4 separate regions of the Homo sapiens genome follow, and regions 1, 3 and 4 are each linked to region 2. Evidence: chromatin contacts called from ENCODE Hi-C or POLR2A ChIA-PET data. All regions are on one chromosome and are shown on one strand. Each heading gives the region's core, a stretch centred on a gene start or an enhancer-like site at or near the end of the contact. The rest is flanking DNA. Distances are from core to core; before and after follow the strand shown. Region 1 holds the start of SLC9A3-AS1 (SLC9A3 antisense RNA 1). Region 2 holds the start of TENT4A (terminal nucleotidyltransferase 4A). Region 3 overlaps LPCAT1 (lysophosphatidylcholine acyltransferase 1). Region 4 has its middle 3.8 kb from the start of MIR4457.

Region 1 (2,700 bases), core at 185-2,684, 6.2 Mb after region 2:
CTCCTCTCCCTCCAGGTCTCCGCCTCGCGCGCGCTGTCTCTCTCCTCCCTGGACCTGAACCTGGCTCTCTCCCTCCCCGCCTAACCCCTCTCCGCAGCTCCTCTCCCTCCAGGTCTCCGCCTCGCGCGCGCTGTCTCTCTCCTCCCTGGACCTGAACCTGGCTCGCTCTCTCTCTCTCCCCGCCTAACCCCTCTCCGCAGCTCCTCTCCTCCAGGTCTCCGCCTCGCGCGCGCTGTCTCTCTCCTCCCTGGACCTGAACCTGGTTCTCTCTCTCCCTCCCCGCCTAACCCCTCTCCGCAGCTCCTCTCCCTCCAGGTCTCCGCCTCGCGCGCGCTGTCTCTCTCCTCCCTGGACCTGAACCTGGCTCGCTCTCTCTCTCTCCCCGCCTAACCCCTCTCCGCAGCTCCTCTCCTCCAGGTCTCCGCCTCGCGCGCGCTGTCTCTCTCCTCCCTGGACCGGAACCTGGTTCTCTCTCTCCCTCCCCGCCTAACCCCTCTCCGCAGCTCCTCTCCCTCCAGGTCTCCGCCTCGCGCGCTCGCTCTCTCTCCTCCCTGGACCTGAACCTGGCGCGCTCTCTCTCTCCAGCAGCCCCTCTTCCTCCTCTAGCGCCCTGCTGGCCGCACCTCCCTCAGGAGCCCGGACAGAGATACTCTGGCGTCTCTGCTGCTCCCACGGAGCTGAGGGCACTAGGGCCGCCTGAGATTTCCTTTAGGTGGCTCCGAAAGCTAGTCCGCGAGTCCAAATCCTGCGCTCCCAGGGAGCTGAGAGCAGGGCTGGGGGAAGCCAGACAGACGCCCCGGGTCCCCGACCCTCTCACAGGGATACAGGGAGGGCCGGCCCCGCAGACCCGGACTCTGCCTCCAGCTCAGAGCAGGGAGAGGGGCGGGCCGTGGGGTCTGGGCTTTCTGAGCTCCCTCTGGGGGCCTGGGAGGCACCCGGGGGACGCCAGGGCGGTTTGAGATGGAGGAAGCAGGTCCCCTTGGGGACCTTGACCTCCCGCGCTGCAGGGCCTGGGGCGGGACCTTCCTGCGCCGAGGAGGCCGCTGTCCCGGGACCCCCGGCGGGGGGACGTGGCGGGGCCGGGCTGGGGCTTCGCTGTTGCTGCTTCCGCCTCTGCCCCGCGAACCCGGGTCCTGGGAGGAGGCCCCAGCGGACGCCGAGCCTGGGGTGCGCCGCGGGAGGGGAGGCGAGAGCCGCCGGGCTCGGGGACAGCTGAGGCCCCCGGGGACGCCCCTCCCGCCCCAGCGCCCGGGCTCCGCGCGCCGCTCACGCCTTCCTCTCCCGCAGGTGACACCGGCTCCGACACGCCGCTAACCGGCCGCTCGTCCCCGCGCCACGGTCCGCCCACCGCCGCCGCCGCTGTCCCAGAGAAACCCCAGATCCCCGCGCGGCTACAGCGACCGCGAGCCCCGAGCCCCGCCTCGCCCACGCCAGCGCCTGCGCAGAACTCCGAGAGTGCCGCGCCTGCGCCCGCAGAGCCGCCCGAGGGCGAGCCGGGGGCGGGGCCTGCGCCGGGGGCGGGGCCGGAGCGCCGAGGGCTGCCGAGTGCGCACGCGCGTTCGGCGGCGGCGCGCCGCGTGCACAGCCGGCGCTCGTTCCAGCGGCCTCGCGCGCGCCGCCGCCCCGCGCTGCTGAAGCTGGCGTCGCTGCCGCCCTCGTGCCACGCACCGCCGCACGCGCTGGAGCAGGAGGAGACGCCGCTGTGACGCCGCCGGCGGGAAGGGTCCGCGCGCCATGGCTGGCCGCTCGCGCCCTTTCCCACCGCTGCCGGGAAACCGAGGCTCGCCCCAAACGGATTTGCGTGAAACCAGCCCAAGGTTCCGGGCCCCCCCAACCGAGCCCCGCGCCCGGGGACTGACTCGGGGACCGACTCAGGGACCTCCCGAGCGCCAGGACTCAGGGCCCGACCTGCAGCGGCTGCAGGCCCAGCGCCCGCAAGCGGCCTGGGCCGAGCGCCGTTTCCAGGCCCTCGCCAGGTCTTTGAACTGCAGGTAAAGTGGCAGGAACGTCTTCCGTCTGCTCAGCGTTTGGGGATTTAGACTCCTAAAGCCAGTACCTGCCCCGTTTCCCCCCCAGGTTCCGTCCTGCCCGCGCCCGGTCTCAGGGTGGCGGCCCCGGACACGGCCCGTCCCCACAGACGAGGTCTCCGGCCTGAGCTGTCGCACCTGGCGCGGAGGTCGCCCGGGGTGCCCTGGCTGGGTGAGAGGTGGCCTGGCGGGCGGAGCTTGCCAAGAATCACGGCCAGTCCTTAAGTGGATGGTGGGGCCCAGCAGCTGCTCTGTCCCCCTTAACAAACCAGGGGGCATGGAGGGGCCCAGGGCACCGCCCCCCTACCAGGCTCAGGCCCTCCAAGGAGAACCTGCTGAGACCCCTGAGCCTGTCCTAGACCCCGGACCCCTGACCCTTCCCACCCCTTCCAGCGTCCCAGGGCGAGGCCTTGGACAGAGCTCCTGGTCCTCTGCAGGGAGACCATCCAGCCCAAGCTCTGGGAGGCACAGTCCATTGAGTGGGCGGAGGCCGCGGGTGCTGAGCCGGGGAGGGTGCTCGGAGTCCATCCATCCCTCAGACGGCAAGTCCCACAGGGTCCAACCCACCTGAAACCTGCCTGCACGGTGGAAGTGGTGGAGGTGGACACTCCTAGGGGCTTTTCTAAAGCTAGACTCGCAGCTCCTTGCTCAGGAAAATTAAACTATTCACGTT
Region 2 (2,700 bases), core at 201-2,700:
ACTCCACGATAAATGAGTCTGATGTTTAAAAAAAAAACTTTCAGTGCAGAGTCGGGCCTTGGCCTTAGCCTTCAACATCCATCCTCCAAAAGCCCGGGCGCCTGGGACGGGTGTCTGCACCGCGGGCGCCGGCCAGGACCATGGGCCCCGCCCCCGCCCCCGCGGCCTCCCCGCGCACTCACCCCTGGATGCCCGGGCTGTACGCGCGGCTCTTCCACGGGGTGCCGGGCCGCGGCGCCTGGGCCCCGGGGCCGCCCCCTCCGCTGAGAGCGGCCGCGCGGCTGCCGGACAGCAGGTAGTTGAGGCCGTAGGTGCTGGCCTTGTTCTCGCGTTTCCGGCGACCCGGGTGGAACTGGTGCTGCGACGGGGAGCCGGCGGGCGCGGGGCCGCGCGGCCCGGGGTGCCCGTTGGCTGTGCCAGGGGCGCTGGGCGCGCCGTCGGCGAAGTTGAAGAAGGCGCCGCCGCGGCCGCCGCCCGGCCGGCCCAGCGAGGCGCTGCTGGAGGACGACGACGAGCAGCCGGGGCTCTCGGTGCCCGACTCCGCGTTGGACGAGGAGGACGACGACGAGGACGACAGCGACGGCGACTTGTGCAAGCGCCGCGCGCCCTCGGCCGCGGGCCCCAGCGCCGTCAGCAGCGCGGGGGGCAGCGCGGCGGGCGCGGTGGGGCCGGGCGGCGGGGGCGACGCGGCGGGCAGCGCGGGGCCCAGGCCGCCACTGCCCCGCCCGGCCGCCCCCGCCGCGGCCGCCGTGTCCAGCGCCGGCGAGTTGAGGCAGAAATAGGACGCGAAGCCCGAGCCGCCGCGGCCCACGCCCTGCGAGGTCTCCCAGATCTGCATCCACAGGGCATTGGCCGGCCCCTTCTGCTCGGGCTGGATCCAGGCCACGCGCGGATCCATCCACGCGCCGCCCCCGCGGGGCCCGCGCGCCCGCCCGCCCCGACGCGGCCCCGCCCCCGCCGCGCCCCGAGGCCCGGCCGCGCGCGCACGGACGGACGGACGGGCCTGGGCCGGTGGCGGCGGCGGCGGCGGCGGCGGCGGGCGGGCCGAGCCCCGGCCTCCTGCTCTAGCCGCGCTCCCGTCGGGCTCCGGCGTGGGGCGGCGGCGGCGGTGATGGGCCCCGGCAGGCCGCGGCGGGCGGCTCCGGCGCTTGGCGCGTCCCAGCGGGCGGCTGCGGTCTCCGGGCTCCCGCTTCACGCGGCGCGGGGCGGGCGCGGGGGCCGCGGCGGCGGCGGCGTTCCACTCGGGCCGCGGGGAGAGGCCATCGGAGAAGGGCGGGCGGCGGGGCCGAGGGGGCGGGCCCAGGCGCCGAGCGGCTGAAGGACCCGCGGGAGGCGCCGCCGCCCGTGCGGCTAGCCCTCAGTCACGCTCGCGCCGCTGGCTCGGCGCTCCTGCGGCGGCGGCGGCGGCGGCGGTGAAAAGACACTCTCGGCGGCGACAGCGCGGGGGAAGGAGGGGGCCGCCGCCGCGTCCGCTCCAATGAGGGGCGGGGGAGGGGGCGGGGACGGGGGCGGCAGGAGGAAGCGCGGCCTCGGTCGCCGGGCCGTGTCGCCGGTGCGCACGCGCGACCGATTTCAAATCCTCACTAGACACTGCCGCCGTGGTTACCGCGCCTGCGCGTTGGGGCCCCGTCGGCCGCGGGCGGGGTGAGGACGGCGTCAGAAGCTACGCGACTGGGAGGGGCTGGAGGGAGAGGCGGTGGCGTTGAGCCATTACTGACTAGGCCGGCGTTGGGTGGAATAGGCAGCGGCTGGAAGGCCCGCACGCCGCCCTCGGCCCGCCGCGGCGCGCAGACCCCGGCGTGCAGACATGCGCGCTAGGGCCGGTGTCACCGGGCTGCCGCCTGAGCCGCGCTGCGCGTGCGCAGGGCAGCGTGGCCGTCACCGCCGCCGGTGGAAGTTTCCGAGCAGCCGGGCGGGGGCAGCGGACGCCACCGCAGGCGCTTCCCCCGCCGGCCGGCCCTCCCTCCTGACGTAAGGGCGGGCCCCGGTCGCAGATCCCGCCCCAGGTCTCTCATCCGAGGGTCCGTGCAGCAGGTCACGCTGCGCTCTCTGGGGTCCGCGCGTCGGCCCACGTGCTCCCTGCACCTCGCGGGGTGAGCGGCCAGCGTGCCGTGCCGGGTGGCTGGCTCCGCCGCTCCGGAGCCGGGAAGGACACGCGGCAGAGTCCTGCTCCCTAGCGGGTCTGCTTACAGGCGTTTGGTTTGCTTTTTAAAATGATTTTCTATGCGAAAAGTGAAGTGAAAACTTCCAAGTTAATTCCCTGGGCAAAATGGGCAGTGCTAGCCGAGGAACGGCTGGTGGGCGGCGCGTCCGGCCCCCGGCTTCGGTTTTTCCAGCTGCACCGAGCGGGCAGGAGTCAGTGGGAAACCGCCCGCCATCCACAGCCTGCCGTTTGCCATCCCGGTGTCCCGAGCGCGATGGAAGCCGGGTTGACAGTGGCACTGTTTGGAATACAGCGCCAACCACACATCCTGTGAGGTCCAAAGCAAACGCCAGTGTCGTTGATCATCGCGGTGCCCCGCGAGCCTGGGCGACGTGAGGCCCCGCGGCTGCCGCCCTGTCTTCAGGCGGAGTCCCCGCAAATGCACTCCCGGGCCAGGGCCCTGAAGCTGCCTTAGCCCAGTGGCGCCCGGGCTCCAAGCCTTTTAAGTAGAACGGGACCTGGCCTTCGTACAGGCGTGTTGTAAATGCTACCCCCTC
Region 3 (2,700 bases), core at 129-2,628, 5.2 Mb after region 2:
TCCCTCCACCTTTCATCACATCGCCTGATGTTGGGGTCACGTTGCTGGGGTCACCCGTTTGGGCACCACTGCTGACTCCCCGCCTTCATCCCCGGAGACCTTCCCGCATTGGGCCCAGCCTCCAGCCTCAGGCTCCTGGAGCCTCCAGCAGGGTCCTCCTGGGCCCAGGTGCCTTCTTTCTCCTGAGTGTCTCTTGTCTGTGCTGCACTGTCCACCTGAGTCCCCCTGTTCTGACCCAGGCCAGGGGTGCCGCCTCTGAGGTGGGGGTGATAGAGCTCAGCAGAGCCCTGTGGGGTCTGCTGGATGTGGTGGGTTCCAGCAGGGCTGGGACCCTCAGGGCTCTGCAGGGATTGAGTTGCTCCTGAAACAGGCCCATGTGGGGCCTTCCTCTCCAGTGCCCACACTCACCCTCCTTGTCAGAGGGCACTAGAGCAGGATCGGCTGACTGGGTACCTGGAGACCCCTCCTGGAAGGTCCTGGGCCCACGCCCTCCACATGCCCACACCCCACCTGCCTGCCAGCTCCAAGCTCTCAGAGCAGAACGAAGACAGTGAGAAGGCCCTAGGATGCTGCGTGGGCCCAGCGATGGCACTGACAGCCCGAGGATGCAGAGGCGGGCCTACCAAATGTGGCTGTTGGAAGTGGACGCAGCTCTCACTGGGCCACAGTGGCCTCCCTGCACGGGCTGTGAACAGACATGGATGTGGCTGTCCCTGGCCTCCCTGCACGGGCTGTGAGCAGACATGGATGTGGCTCTCCCCGGCCTCCCTGCACGGGCTGTGAGCAAACATGGATGTGGCTGTCCCTGGGCCGCAGCGGCCTCCCTGCACAGGCTGTGAGCAGATGTGGACACGGCTCTCCCTGGGCCATGGTGGACTGTTTCTTCCTGTGGGGTGGGCTGTGGGGGATGGTCAGGGTGAATAAGGGGTGATGGCCTTCTGGGGGCCTCAGGGGTCCCTGTTGAGCCATCTTCCAGCCTCATTGTTGCAACTAGTGACGTTAGACCCATGCCCAGCACAAGCTATGTGTGAATATGGAGGTTTCTGTGCAGTTTAGAAGCCCGTACCTCCTCCCCTCTGCCTTGTTCCTGCATTCAGAAGCCCTGGGCTCTGACTGCCTCATCTTGGTTTCTCCCAGCCTGGCCCTTGTGCAGCCTGCCTTGGGTGCACAGTGCTGGCGGGGTCTGGGTGCTGCTGACCCTCAGGGGCCCCTGGGAGACTAGGGAGGCCAGAGACCCCTGCAGACTTTCCCACCGGGGTTTCCATGAAGTCACTGACCTTTCAGGCTCATGGGGGGTTTCTGTGCTCTTGGGGACTTTCCTGAGAGGTCCCCAGGGTGTTGAGGTTTCCTTTGATTCTTACTGAGTTTCAGTGATGTCCCCTTGACACATGGTCGGGATGGTCGGCTGAGCTGTAGCAGCAGAGCCATTATCACCCACAGCAGGTCTCGGCACTCCACGCGAGCTCCTGGGCTCGGTCCCAGGCAATGAGGACTATTTCCTCCACACTGCGTGTCTCAGGGGCTGGGACTCGGCTGCCGGGCGTTGGAGCTGGGGCTTGAGCCTGGGTCTGTGCCAGCCCTGCCGTCCTCCGCCTCCCCTGACACAGCCACCCGTCCACCTGGGCACACAGAAGTGCTGGGTGAACTGCATGAGCTTGCTCCCAGGTGCTGCTGAGCCCACAGCAGGAAGGGGGCAACCCAGCCCTGGACACAGGGGAAGCTGCGGCACACGGGCCCAGGGACTTGGGGTGCCAGCTGGACACCAAGGCTGCAGGTGGATGTCCTGCATGAGACGAAAGCTGAGTGGGTTGGGCGGTCAGCTCGAGGTTTCAGCCCTGACACGGGCCTCTGGCCTCAGGCCACCGTGAAGGGAGAATTGGCCCTAGGGACAGATGCTCCTGGCAGCCCTAGGGGCAAGCATGGGCTCCATTCTCCCAGAATTGTGCAGAATCCCGCAGCCAGGACCAACCGCAAATTCCTGACCACATAGTGGCACTCGCTGGCAGCCTGGGAGGAACGCGCTGCCTGGGGATTCACTCGCCTGGCCTCAGGTCGCCAGGCAGGGGAGCCCTTCTCAGACCGCCTGTCCTGTTCTAAAACTTGAGTACTTCTGATGCCTGAGTTTTCCAGTTAAAAAAAAACTCTTTCAATAGAGATTTAAATAGAATTTAAAATAGAAACAATCATCCACAGAGTCCATGGTGCCTTGCTCCAGCCCGCAAGGGCACAACTCCGGCCAGTGAGAAGGCGGAGCGGCTGCTGGGTACAGCCACAATTCCAGTGGGAACGGGGAAGTTCCTGAGCCTCTGCGGCCTGTGGCTCTAGCTGGGCCTCGCTGGGGCTCCTCCTGATTCCTTGGGAGCCCATCAGGTGGCAGCCACTCAGAGAGAGAGGCAGATCCCGGGCAAGTCCTGCTGCAGCTGTGACCAAATCCGCCCGTCCTTGGAGCTGAGCCCCAGGGGCAGGTGAGGGCGGCGGGTGGGGCCCCGAGGCAGGTGTATGTGCTTGGTGAGGGCAGACCCTAACCCCGTCAGGTGGGTGAGCATTGGCCGGTGATGAGGACCCCCACTTCCCACCAACGCCTTCCAGCTGGTGCGCGATGTTACAGCAGAAAGTGTCCCTCCACGGATGTCTTCCAGCTCGTGCGCAATGTTATAATAGCAAGTGTCCCTCCACAGACGCCTTCCAGCTGGTGCGCGA
Region 4 (2,700 bases), core at 153-2,652, 5.4 Mb after region 2:
TCCTTGCATTCCCGGGCTTGTGGCCTTCTTCGCCTCACCCTAACCTTTGCCTCCGTGGTCATATCCCTGATTCTCACCCCGACCCTCTGTGGTTACATCAGTCCCAGACGATTACCCAGCATCATCTCCCATCCAAGATCCAAGTGTGATGGTGGCCACCGAGTCCACTCTGGCACGTGGGATCACATCCGCGGTTCTGGGGCTGAACCGGGATGTCTGGGGGGACATGCCCACCTCCCCCTCATCCTGCCATTTCCCTTGTTGAACCTTCAGTGTGATGTCCCAGTGGCTTCTGTCCTGCTGGCTGGACTCAGCTGGTGCACTGAGAGGCAGACACTTTTTTTTTTTTTTTTTTTTTGAGACGGAGTCTCGTTCTGTCACCCAGGCTGGCACTGCAACCTCTGCCACCCGGGTTCAAGCGATTCTCCTGCCTCAGCCTCTCGAGTAGCTGGGGTTACAGACATCTGCCACCACGCCCGGCTCATTTTTGTATTTTTAGTAGAGATGGGGTTTCACTATGTTGCCAGGCTGGTATTGAACTCCTGACCTCACGTGATCTGCCCGCCTTGGCCTCCCAACGTGCTGGGATTACAGGCATGAGTTGCTGCACCAGGCCGGCAGGCACTTTTAAAAAACTTGTTGCTATACAATTTCCACACAGTGTCATGGCAGATGCACCCCGTGCAGCTCAACAAGCCCTGCATGCTTCCAGACTCCAGCACCAAGCACCCGAGTCAGGCTACAGACAGACCCCGGCCCCACGGGGCCCTCTCAGTGGAAACCAGGCGGGTGAACCCAGCCCATGGGTCACCGGGTCCAAGTCCCACACATGAACAGTCATGCTGGGAGCTCTGGTACCCAGGTTCTCGGGCTGGGCTCTGTCTGGCGTCCATCTGTGTTGTCGCAAGCGGTGCTCATTGTGACTTTCTTCCATGTGGCATTCCATGGCACGAACCGGGGCCGTTACGGATCAAATCATGCACGTGGCTGTGCCTGCCTTTGGGCACAGACCCAGGGGGGACATGGCTGTTGTGGTGCATGTGTGCTGAGCTCCAGTACATGTCACCCGTGTTCTAAGGGGTCTGTGCCACTCTGGCTGTGCACTGTGGCATGTGAGCCCCATGGCATCACCCCTTCTCCAGCACACAATGCTGCTGTCTAATTTTAGCCACTCTGGTGGGTGTGTAGTGGAGCCTTTTCGCGGTTTAAATGTGCATTTCCCTGCTGACTAGCGGCGTTGAAAACCCTTTGTATCCTCACCAACCCTCTGGGTGGCTTCTCTTTGTGTTTTCTGTTTCCTGTTCCCTCCAATCACACCTTGCAGAGCTGATTGTGCAGGGCTGGCTCACTGAAGCTGCCGTGGCCACGGACGGTGAGGCTGAGACCATTTCCTCCTGTCTGTTGTCTAAAATCATCCCCTAAGGCATTTGTGGATGCAACTGATGAAACCGCCTAAGTCTGCGGTTTCCTTTGTGGGATATTTTTTTCACTACTGTTTTAATTTTTGTAACTTCTGTGATAATAATACCATGCAGATTTTCTATTTCCCCTTGATGTTTTATTATATTTTGTTTAAAGAATTTGTCCGTTTGACCTAAAATGACAACTGTCTTTTTTTTTTTTTTCAAGACAAGGTCTAACTCTGTTGTCCAGGCTGGAGTGCAGTGGTGCAATCTCAGCTCACTGCAGTCTCAACCTCCCTGGGCACAGGCGATCCTCCCACCTCAGCCTCCTGAGTAGCTGGGACTACAGGCACACCTGGCTAATTTTTGTATTTTTAGTAGAGGCGGTTTCACCATATTGGCCAGGGTGGTCTTGAACTCCTGACCTCAATTGATCTGTCCACCTCAGCTCCCCAAATTGCTGGGATTACAGGCCTGAGCCACCATGCCCAGCCAATTTTTGTATTTTTTTGTAGCAATGGGGTCTTGCCATGTTGCTTAGGCTAATCTCAAACTCCTGGGCTCAAGCAATCCACCACCCACCTCGGCCTCCCAAAGTGCTAGGACTACAGGTGTGCACCACTGCGCCTGGCCCAAATATCAACTGCCTTGGCATGACATTGGCATAGCACTGTCTTGATTTACGTGACACCTGTGGCAACGTCTGCTTCTCCACCCCTGTGTGAGCTTGTGGGGGCGGCCACAACAAAGCACTGTGGCTGGCAGCTTCAATAGCAGACATTGGCCAACTCAGTTCTGGAGGCCACGGTCCCAGATCAGGTGTGGGCAGGACTGGCTCCCTCTGAGGCTGCGAGGGATGCTCTGTGTCAGCCTCTCCTTGGCTTGTACATGGCCGTCTTCTCCCTGTGTCCTCACATCATCTTCCCTTGATGCCCGTCTGTCTCTGTGTCCAGATTTCTCCTTCTTATAAGGACACCAGTCACTGGCTTAGGGCCACCCTAATGACCCCATCTTAACTAATCACACGTGCAAATATTCTATTTCCAAATAAGGGCACATTCTGAAGTTCTGGGGGTTAGGACTTTAACACGTAGATTTTGGGGAGGACACAGTACAATCCGTAACAACTTCTTATGAGATCAGAGGTGGGACTTGGACCCCAGACCCAATTGAGGACTAGCTGAAACACAGCCAGGGCGGAAGCGGCTTTCCATGAGACACACCCACCAGTGTTTACCATTGCCGTGGCAACCCCCAGGCGTTACCACCCACTTCCATGGCAATGACCCCACTACAC

What was found. A loop is a pair of places that touch in the nucleus more often than their neighbours do. ChIA-PET counts read pairs that join two places held with the same protein, here RNA polymerase II (POLR2A). Pooled maps may share reads with other maps.
Region 1: a map of CD8-positive, alpha-beta T cell shows a loop between it and region 2 (18-fold over the local background). The contact joins the promoter of SLC9A3-AS1 here to the promoter of TENT4A in region 2. A Hi-C loop is called at or near these places in 1 of 168 maps with a recorded cell type or tissue (CD8-positive, alpha-beta T cell) and 6 of 50 pooled maps. POLR2A ChIA-PET finds 5 or more read pairs at or near these places in 1 of 52 experiments (HEK293).
Region 3: a loop to region 2 is called in a pooled map, with 5 times the contacts of the local background. The contact joins the enhancer-like site here to the promoter of TENT4A in region 2. A Hi-C loop is called at or near these places in 7 of 37 single-sample maps with no recorded cell type and 3 of 50 pooled maps.
Region 4: a pooled map shows a loop between it and region 2 (8-fold over the local background). The contact joins the enhancer-like site here to the promoter of TENT4A in region 2. A Hi-C loop is called at or near these places in 2 of 37 single-sample maps with no recorded cell type and 4 of 50 pooled maps.

What each region holds. Positions count from the first base shown.
Region 1 is chr5:471,970-474,669 of GRCh38, reverse strand. SLC9A3-AS1 (SLC9A3 antisense RNA 1) reads right to left here and starts at 1,434. Exons shown (of 7, transcript NR_125375.1): 1 at 1,271-1,434. It overlaps SLC9A3 (solute carrier family 9 member A3), which reads left to right. Exons shown (of 17, transcript NM_004174.4): 17 at 1,288-2,700. The coding sequence ends at 1,291. SLC9A3-OT1 (SLC9A3 3' UTR overlapping transcript 1) reads left to right here and starts at 1,705. Exons shown (of 2, transcript NR_024158.1): 1 at 1,705-1,991. RefSeq lists silencers at 727-1,546, 1,667-1,736, 2,097-2,226 and enhancers at 1,470-2,110, 2,111-2,700.
Region 2 is chr5:6,712,182-6,714,881 of GRCh38, reverse strand. It overlaps TENT4A (terminal nucleotidyltransferase 4A), which reads right to left and starts at 1,450. Exons shown (of 13, transcript NM_006999.6): 1 at 183-1,450. The coding sequence starts at 898. RefSeq lists silencers at 82-471, 842-911, 1,212-1,581, 1,692-2,131 and an enhancer at 2,302-2,361.
Region 3 is chr5:1,483,834-1,486,533 of GRCh38, reverse strand. All of the region lies in intron 5 of LPCAT1 (lysophosphatidylcholine acyltransferase 1), which reads left to right. Among named protein-coding and RNA genes, the nearest start is that of MIR6075, 26 kb to the left of the region's middle. Within about 2 kb of position 1,378, at least 3 of the 41 ENCODE cell types and tissues checked have a DNase peak (open chromatin) inside an H3K27ac peak, as active enhancers do.
Region 4 is chr5:1,311,798-1,314,497 of GRCh38, reverse strand. No RefSeq gene overlaps it. Among named protein-coding and RNA genes, the nearest start is that of MIR4457, 3.8 kb to the right of the region's middle. RefSeq lists an enhancer at 1,401-1,470. Within about 2 kb of position 1,402, at least 3 of the 41 ENCODE cell types and tissues checked have a DNase peak (open chromatin) inside an H3K27ac peak, as active enhancers do.